Regions from separate parts of the Homo sapiens genome. Here region 2 is linked to region 1. The links are chromatin contacts, found by Hi-C or POLR2A ChIA-PET in ENCODE. All regions are on one chromosome and are shown on one strand. The core of a region is the stretch at or near the end of the contact, and the rest is flanking DNA. Distances in the headings are between cores, read along the strand shown.

Region 1 (3,131 bases), core at 261-2,760:
GCTGACTCTATTCTTCTCTGGGCTCCTGGGACGTATAAATATGACTCTATGTAAGAAAACCAGAGGCTGGGCGCAGTTTGCTCATGCCTGTAATCCCAGCACTTTGGGAGGCCGAGGCGGGCGGATCACGAGTTCAGGAGTTCCAGACCAGCCTGGCCAACATGGTGAAACCCTGACTCTACTAAAACCACAAAAATTAGCCGGGCGCGGTGGCGGGCGCCTATACTCCTAGCTACTCGGGAGGCTGAGGCAGGAAAATTGCTTGAACCCGGGAGGCGGAGGTTGCAGTGAGCCGAGATCGCGCCACTGCACTCCAGCCTGGGTGACAGAGCAAGACTCCGTCTCTAGAGAAAAAAAGAAAACCAGACAGATTAAAAAGTTGCACTTACAAAGCAGTTGGGGCATTTATTGACATTTAAACAAGGGAGGAGATCCTGAACACTAGTCTCGCTCAGTTTATAAAAACTTGAGGCCAAACTCTCCATCATCTGTACACAGCTTAACCACGGCCAGGAGCAAGAATTCGAGTTAAACGAATTGAACCAGTCCAACCACAAGACGATAAAGGGAAACAGGGCGTGGGGATTTCCAGTTTTTCCTTTTACATTACAAAGTTTCCAACACAAGAAGCCAACAATACCCCAGTGCTGCACCAAGTTACTTCCCACTGTTTCCCAAGGCACAGTCAATTAATAATCAGTAGTCCAAGTTCTAAGAACATTCCCTGGAAAACAAGGACGCACCTCCCGTGGCTCTATGCATGGCCTGCCACTGATGAATCAAATTCTTAAGAACCTACGACCGTCTGATACCCTTGAGGAGAGCACCCTCATAGAATCTCCAGCATCAGGCCTCAGTTTTCCCATCTGTAAAAGACAGCCATGCAAAGTGGGAGATCCGCTAGGCTTCCAGATCGAAGTCATCGCGCTCCTCATTGTACTCTAGCACGTGCCGCTTGATCTTGGACGAGTCCACCCAAGTGACAAAGTCCTCCATGCTGCGCGTGACAAGGAAGGCGGGGTCGGTAACCACGTCAGGGCCCACGCGTACGTGCCCTTGCTCCACAAAGGCCACGGCAGCCTGAAGGTGCTGCGCCATGCGCAGCTTGAGGAGCACGGTGGGGAGGCGGCGGCGGCAGAAGGACGAGGCCGTGACGAAGTCGCAGAGCTCCAGCGAACCGCGCGTGGGCACCAAGCCGAGAGCATACAGCTTGTCCAGCAGCGCGGCCGAAGCGCGCACGCGGAACTGGTCGCGTTCGGGCAGGTCGCGCAGGCGCCGCGCCAGCTCACGCACGGCACGGCTCAGCTGGTTGTAGCGCGTGTAGTCCTCCCGCCGCTGCAGCCGGTAACGCCGCAGCACGCGCAGCTCGTGCAGGTTGTGGTCGGTGACCTCCCAGTTCAGGAAGTCCACCTGCTTCAGCAGCTTCTGCTCGTGGAACTTAAGCTTCCGCACCATGATGGCGGCAGCCGCAGCCGCAGGACCCGAAGCTGAGAGCGCGTTCTGGCATCCGCGCGATTTCCGCCGCGGCGCCCCAAGACCTGGACGGCCTGGGACCCTGGGCCAATGAAAGAAAGACTTAAAGTCACGCCCTCACTTCCCATTGGCCAGGGTGGGACCACGCCTCTGCACTGGGATCTCGCGTTTCTTCTTTTCTTCGCGTTTGCGAGGGAGGGGGTAGAAGCACCGGAGGTGGGTGGTTGGGAGCGGGTCCCTAGGCGGTTCCGCGCGGTTTTTAGTAGCCAAGACTGTATCCCTTTCTGCGGCAATCATTTCCTCCTAGACTTCTGTCCTTTGGGGACTTTCAGAGTCTCCCCCGCAAGAGCTGAAGAGGCCATTTCTGGGGAAGAGGGGTGACTGCGGCTTGTTGATTGGGTTTACTGTGCTAACTTGCACTGGGCTCCTGCCATGCCTTGGGGGAGCTTGCCGGAGCCGGCTCTCCTGGGGCTGACCTGGTAGTCCCCGCCGCCCGCCAGCGTCAGGTCCTTCACCTGGCATGCAGAGCGATCTCTCATTGTCAAGTTGGGATAGGTGGCACCGAACCCATGAAATACTGATTGGCTGCTTCCTAGGCCCACAGAAAAGGGATCTATAAGGGAGTCGCCTGGAAATCTGTATTATTAACTAAAGTGTCAGATGATTCATAAAACCCAGCAAGTTTGAGAAACTTGGACTATAACTACAAGTCCAAACCCTTTAGTCTGTGCTCAAATGAATTATCCTGACATGAATTTCTGGCCACCAAGCATTGAGTTAACAAATTTAATGCTGTTTCCGCTAGTTGCATCTGTAAGTTACATCTGAGTATAGCGCTGCAGACCTAACCCCTTTTTGCCCGGGCATTTGACGCCACCTAGCTTCTCACTGATCATTTTTGTTTTGTATGCTTTTCATTGTCTTTTACAATACAATATTTGAGGGTTGGGCGCGGTGGCACATGCCTGTAATCCCAGCACTTTGGGAGGCTGAGGTGGGAGGATCATTTGAGGCCAGGAGTTCAAGACCAACCTAGGCAAAAAAAAAAAGAAAAAAGAAGCGAGATCCCACCTCTGTAAAAAATCTTAAAGAATTAGCCAAGCATGGTGGTGCGCACCTGTAGTCCTGACTACCTGGGAGGCTGAGGGGGAAGGATCATTTGAGCCCAGGACTTGTAGGCTGCATTGAGCTACAATGGTGCCACCGCACCCCAGCTTGCACAACAGAGCCAGACCCTGTCTCAAAAAGATATATATATATATATAAAATATTCGATATCTGGAAAATAATATAATATGTAAATTATAAAGTATAATAAATACTCATAAACTTAGCCAGTTTAAGAAAACATCACCAGGCTAGGCATGGTGGCTCATGCCTGTAATCCCAACACTGGGAGGCCAAGGTGGGAGGATCACTGGAAGCCAGGAGTTCAAGACCAGCCTGGGCAACATAGTAAGACTCAGTCCCTATGGACAAAAAAAAAAAAAAAAAATTAGCCAGGCATGGTGGCAGCACCTATAGTCCCAGCTACTGGTGAGGGTTTCGGGGTAAGAGGGGGGAGGATCCCTTGAAGCCGGAAGTTCAAGGATGCAGTGAGCCATGATCACACTACTGCACTCCAGCTTGGGCAACAGAACAACATCCTGTCTCTAAAA
Region 2 (3,399 bases), core at 796-3,295, 1.2 Mb before region 1:
AGTAGAACAGCTTTATAACAAGTTCCCTGCCTCTTGCCTCTCCCTATCAAATATCTATGCTGCCACCTAACAACACCCATCATTTTTTTTTTTTTTTTTGAGACGGAGTCTCGCTCTGTTGCCCAGGCTGGAGTGCAGCGGCGCGATCTCGGCTCACTGCAAGCTCCACCTCCCAGGTTCACGCCATTCTCCTGCCTTCCTGCCTCAGCCTCCCAGGTAGCAGGGACTACAGGCACCCGCCACGACGCCAGGCTAATTTTTTTTTTTTTTTGTACTTTTAGTAGAGACGGGGTTTCACTGTGTTAGCCAGGATGGTCTCGATCTCCTGACCTCGTGATCCACCTGCCTCGGCCTCCCAAAGTGCTGGGATTACAGGCATGAGCGACTGCGCCTGGCCACAACCCATCATTCTAAAACACAGATCTGACCAAGTCACTTCTCTGCTTAGAACTCTTCCAATGTCGGGCTGGGCGCGGTGGCTCATGCCTGTAACCCTAGCACTTTGAGAGGCCTAGGCGGGCGGATTGCCTAAGCTCAAGAGTTCAAGACCAGCCTGGCCAACATGGTGAAACCCGTCACTACTAAAAATACAAAAATTAGCTGGGCGTGGTAGTGCGCACCTGTAGTGCCACCTACTCGGAAGGCTGAGGTTGCAGTGAGCCAAGATCACGTCACTGCACTCCAGCCTGGGTGACAGAGAGAGACTCTGTCGCAAAAAAAAAAAAAAAAAAAAAAAAAAAAGCCAGACGCGGTGGCTCACACCTGTAATCCTGTCACTTTGGGAGGCCGCGGAGGACGGATCACTTAAGATCAGGTGTTTGAAACCAGCCTGGCCAACATGGTGAAACTACATCTCTACTATAATAGAAAAAATTTGCAGGGCGTGGTGGCAGGCGCTTGTAATCCCAGCTACTTGAGAGGCTGAGGCAGGAGAATTGCTTGAACCCGGGAGGTGGAGGTTGCAGTGAGCCGAGATAGCGCCACTGCACTCCAGCTTGGGCGACAGAGACTCCGTCCCTCCCTGCCCCACCCCGGCCCCCCAGAAAAAGACCTCTTCCAATACCTCTAAACCATCTATATAAATTAAGTCTAAACTTCATCGCCTGGCTTACAAAACTCCCTGCCAGCCTCATTCCCCAACAGAGCCCTACCCCTGCAAAGGACCTCCACAACATGTAAGTACACACTCATAACAAAGCTCTCCCCTATTTTACACCTCTGCTCATCTAACTCTGCATGTAATTTCTCTTCCCTTTTTGGCCTTTTAGCAAACTCCTACCGAAACCAACACAGATTCAATAACCTCAGTCCCCTCTCTTTCCTCTGTTGTTCCCACATCCCCTCAGAACAAAAGGGCTACAAATATCTGCTTGCCCCCTCCTCCACCCCAATTCTTGAATGCCCTTGAAAACAAAAGACTAAAGTTTTCTTCATCCTTGTCCCCATACCTGGCATACATGGAACCCCAGAAAATAAATCAGAAACTCTGACGGCGGAAGAATCTTGCAAAGCAAGATAAGTTCTTGTTATAGTCATCATTATTGCTTCCAAAGAGACCTCTGATAGAGAAGAGGAAAGAAAAGGCTGTGAAGCTGCCTAGCAGACCTTCAAGCATCCTCAAGGTATCTTCCACCTCAAGTTTATGCCAGAAGGAGGTCGTTTTATATACCATGTCTCACTTAATCCTCACAACGGTTCCCTAAGGCAGGCATTAGCCACATTTTAAAGATGAGGGAAGCAAGACTCAGTAAAATCACTGGCCCAAGGTCACAGATCGCTAGTAATGGGGCAGGAACACTATCCGGTGGCGACCTCACCGCTCCAGTGGGACCAGCTACTTGGCTGACACACATCGAGCCCGCGCTGCCCAGGGCCCCAGCGCCCTCACCCGTCCCGCGGAAGGAACCCGGCCGCACTGCCGCCGGTGTAAACACTCACTCTGGCCCTCTCGCCGGAAACCGGAAATTCCGCGCTGCATTCTGGGAGTTGCAGTTCCCGCTGTGGCCCCCCGCCCCCTTATAAACAGCCAGTCTACAAGAGGCGCTAGTTGCAAAGCTTCCGGTTCTGGGGGAAGGCGTGGCTTCCGCGCTCTTTGAAATGTCCGGCGCCGGAATGTCTGGGTGCTTTGGTTGGAGAGGGTCCCATTTCCAGTCATTCTTCAGCCTGGTGATTCCCGCGCTCCCCTGAGGAGCATATGAAGTACGTCGGTTCTGCCAGGTTGGAACGCGCTGCTGGACACTCGGCCGTAAGGCGGATCCCGGATCCCCTCCCACTCCGACCCTTCCCTCCAGAAGGGCCGGTTCCCAAACGGCCCCTTTAGACACATCCAAGCGGTTGCCGACGGCCCTCACGATGAAAACTGCTGTCCGTTGGTGAAGGCAGCCTCTTCTGTGCTCCTCGCCGCTGACTTCCTGAGGCGGACCTACCTGTGGAGGCATACCAGGAACCAGACGATGACCCCCTCCAAAAGTTGGGTCTTTGAGGAGAGCTACTAACTTGGGTTCCTGGTACACCCTCTACATGCAGTGGTGAAGCTTATCTAACAGTCATTCATAGAATCAGTTTGGGAAGGGGAATTTTCACTGAACTCTCATAGAGAAACTGTGTTTTAGATAACAGAAAGTTCTGCACGGTTAAAATGGAACAGAAATTTTTTTGCACAGAAATTAGGATTACCGAAAATACTGAAGAAAGACTACCTCTGATTGGACTCTTCTCAAGGAATTAATAATTCAAGAACTAAGGAAAGAAAAAAGTGATTATATGAAAATACTGAAGTTGATCGTAGCAGCTGAAGGCTGATCCTGTGTGGGTAAATGTAAACGCTGAATTCCCACATTCCAATGTGCGACCTGGGATTAAGGCAGCAATTGAGCAGGGTAATGTTACTGAGGAGAGCGAACAGATCGCAGGATCTCAGAAGGCCTAACATTAAAGGCAGATCACCCCTCTGTTCTCATAAGTTATATGGGGAGTTTTGAAATGGCTTTCACTGTCTTCAGGGAGTTTATCTTCAGGATAACTCCCATGTATGTTGTGGGCGCATTAGGAACCCATGGCTGTTCCCAAAGTCTCCCTTTCCCATCCTACCCATTTTTAGATATACCCCCTCTTTCAGTAATCCTTCCTAACTAGACTTCTTTAGACTCCTTCCTCTCCTGCCTACTAAGTTACTTGCACCTGAGCTCCATAATTTATCAAAATTATATATTGTGAATACTTTCCCAGTTCATGATTTTTTTTTTACTCTTAATGGTATTAGATAATTTAATTTCATTTTAAAACTTTTTTTTTTTTTTGAGACGGAGTCTTGCTCTGTCGCCCAGATTGGAGTGCAGTAGTGGCCGATCTCGGCTCACTGCACCCTCCGCCTCCCGGGTTCAAGAGATTCTCATGCCT

What was found. A loop is a pair of places that touch in the nucleus more often than their neighbours do. ChIA-PET counts read pairs that join two places held with the same protein, here RNA polymerase II (POLR2A). Pooled maps may share reads with other maps.
Region 2: a loop to region 1 is called in a pooled map, with 11 times the contacts of the local background. The contact joins the promoter of UBL7-DT here to the promoter of IMP3 in region 1. A Hi-C loop is called at or near these places in 7 of 50 pooled maps. POLR2A ChIA-PET finds 5 or more read pairs at or near these places in 2 of 52 experiments (CD8-positive, alpha-beta T cell and activated B cell).

The regions. Positions count from the first base shown.
Region 1 is chr15:75,638,714-75,641,844 of GRCh38, forward strand. It overlaps IMP3 (IMP U3 small nucleolar ribonucleoprotein 3), which reads right to left and starts at 1,511. Exons shown (of 1, transcript NM_018285.4): 1 at 380-1,511. The coding sequence starts at 1,455. The coding sequence ends at 901. RefSeq lists an enhancer at 1,156-1,215 and a silencer at 1,506-1,665.
Region 2 is chr15:74,459,220-74,462,618 of GRCh38, forward strand. UBL7-DT (UBL7 divergent transcript) reads left to right here and starts at 2,046. Exons shown (of 4, transcript NR_120377.1): 1 at 2,046-2,808. It overlaps UBL7 (ubiquitin like 7), which reads right to left and starts at 1,941. Exons shown (of 11, transcript NM_032907.5): 1 at 1,818-1,941. RefSeq lists enhancers at 507-1,026, 1,182-2,028, 1,483-1,572, 1,863-2,012, 2,960-3,399 and 1 more.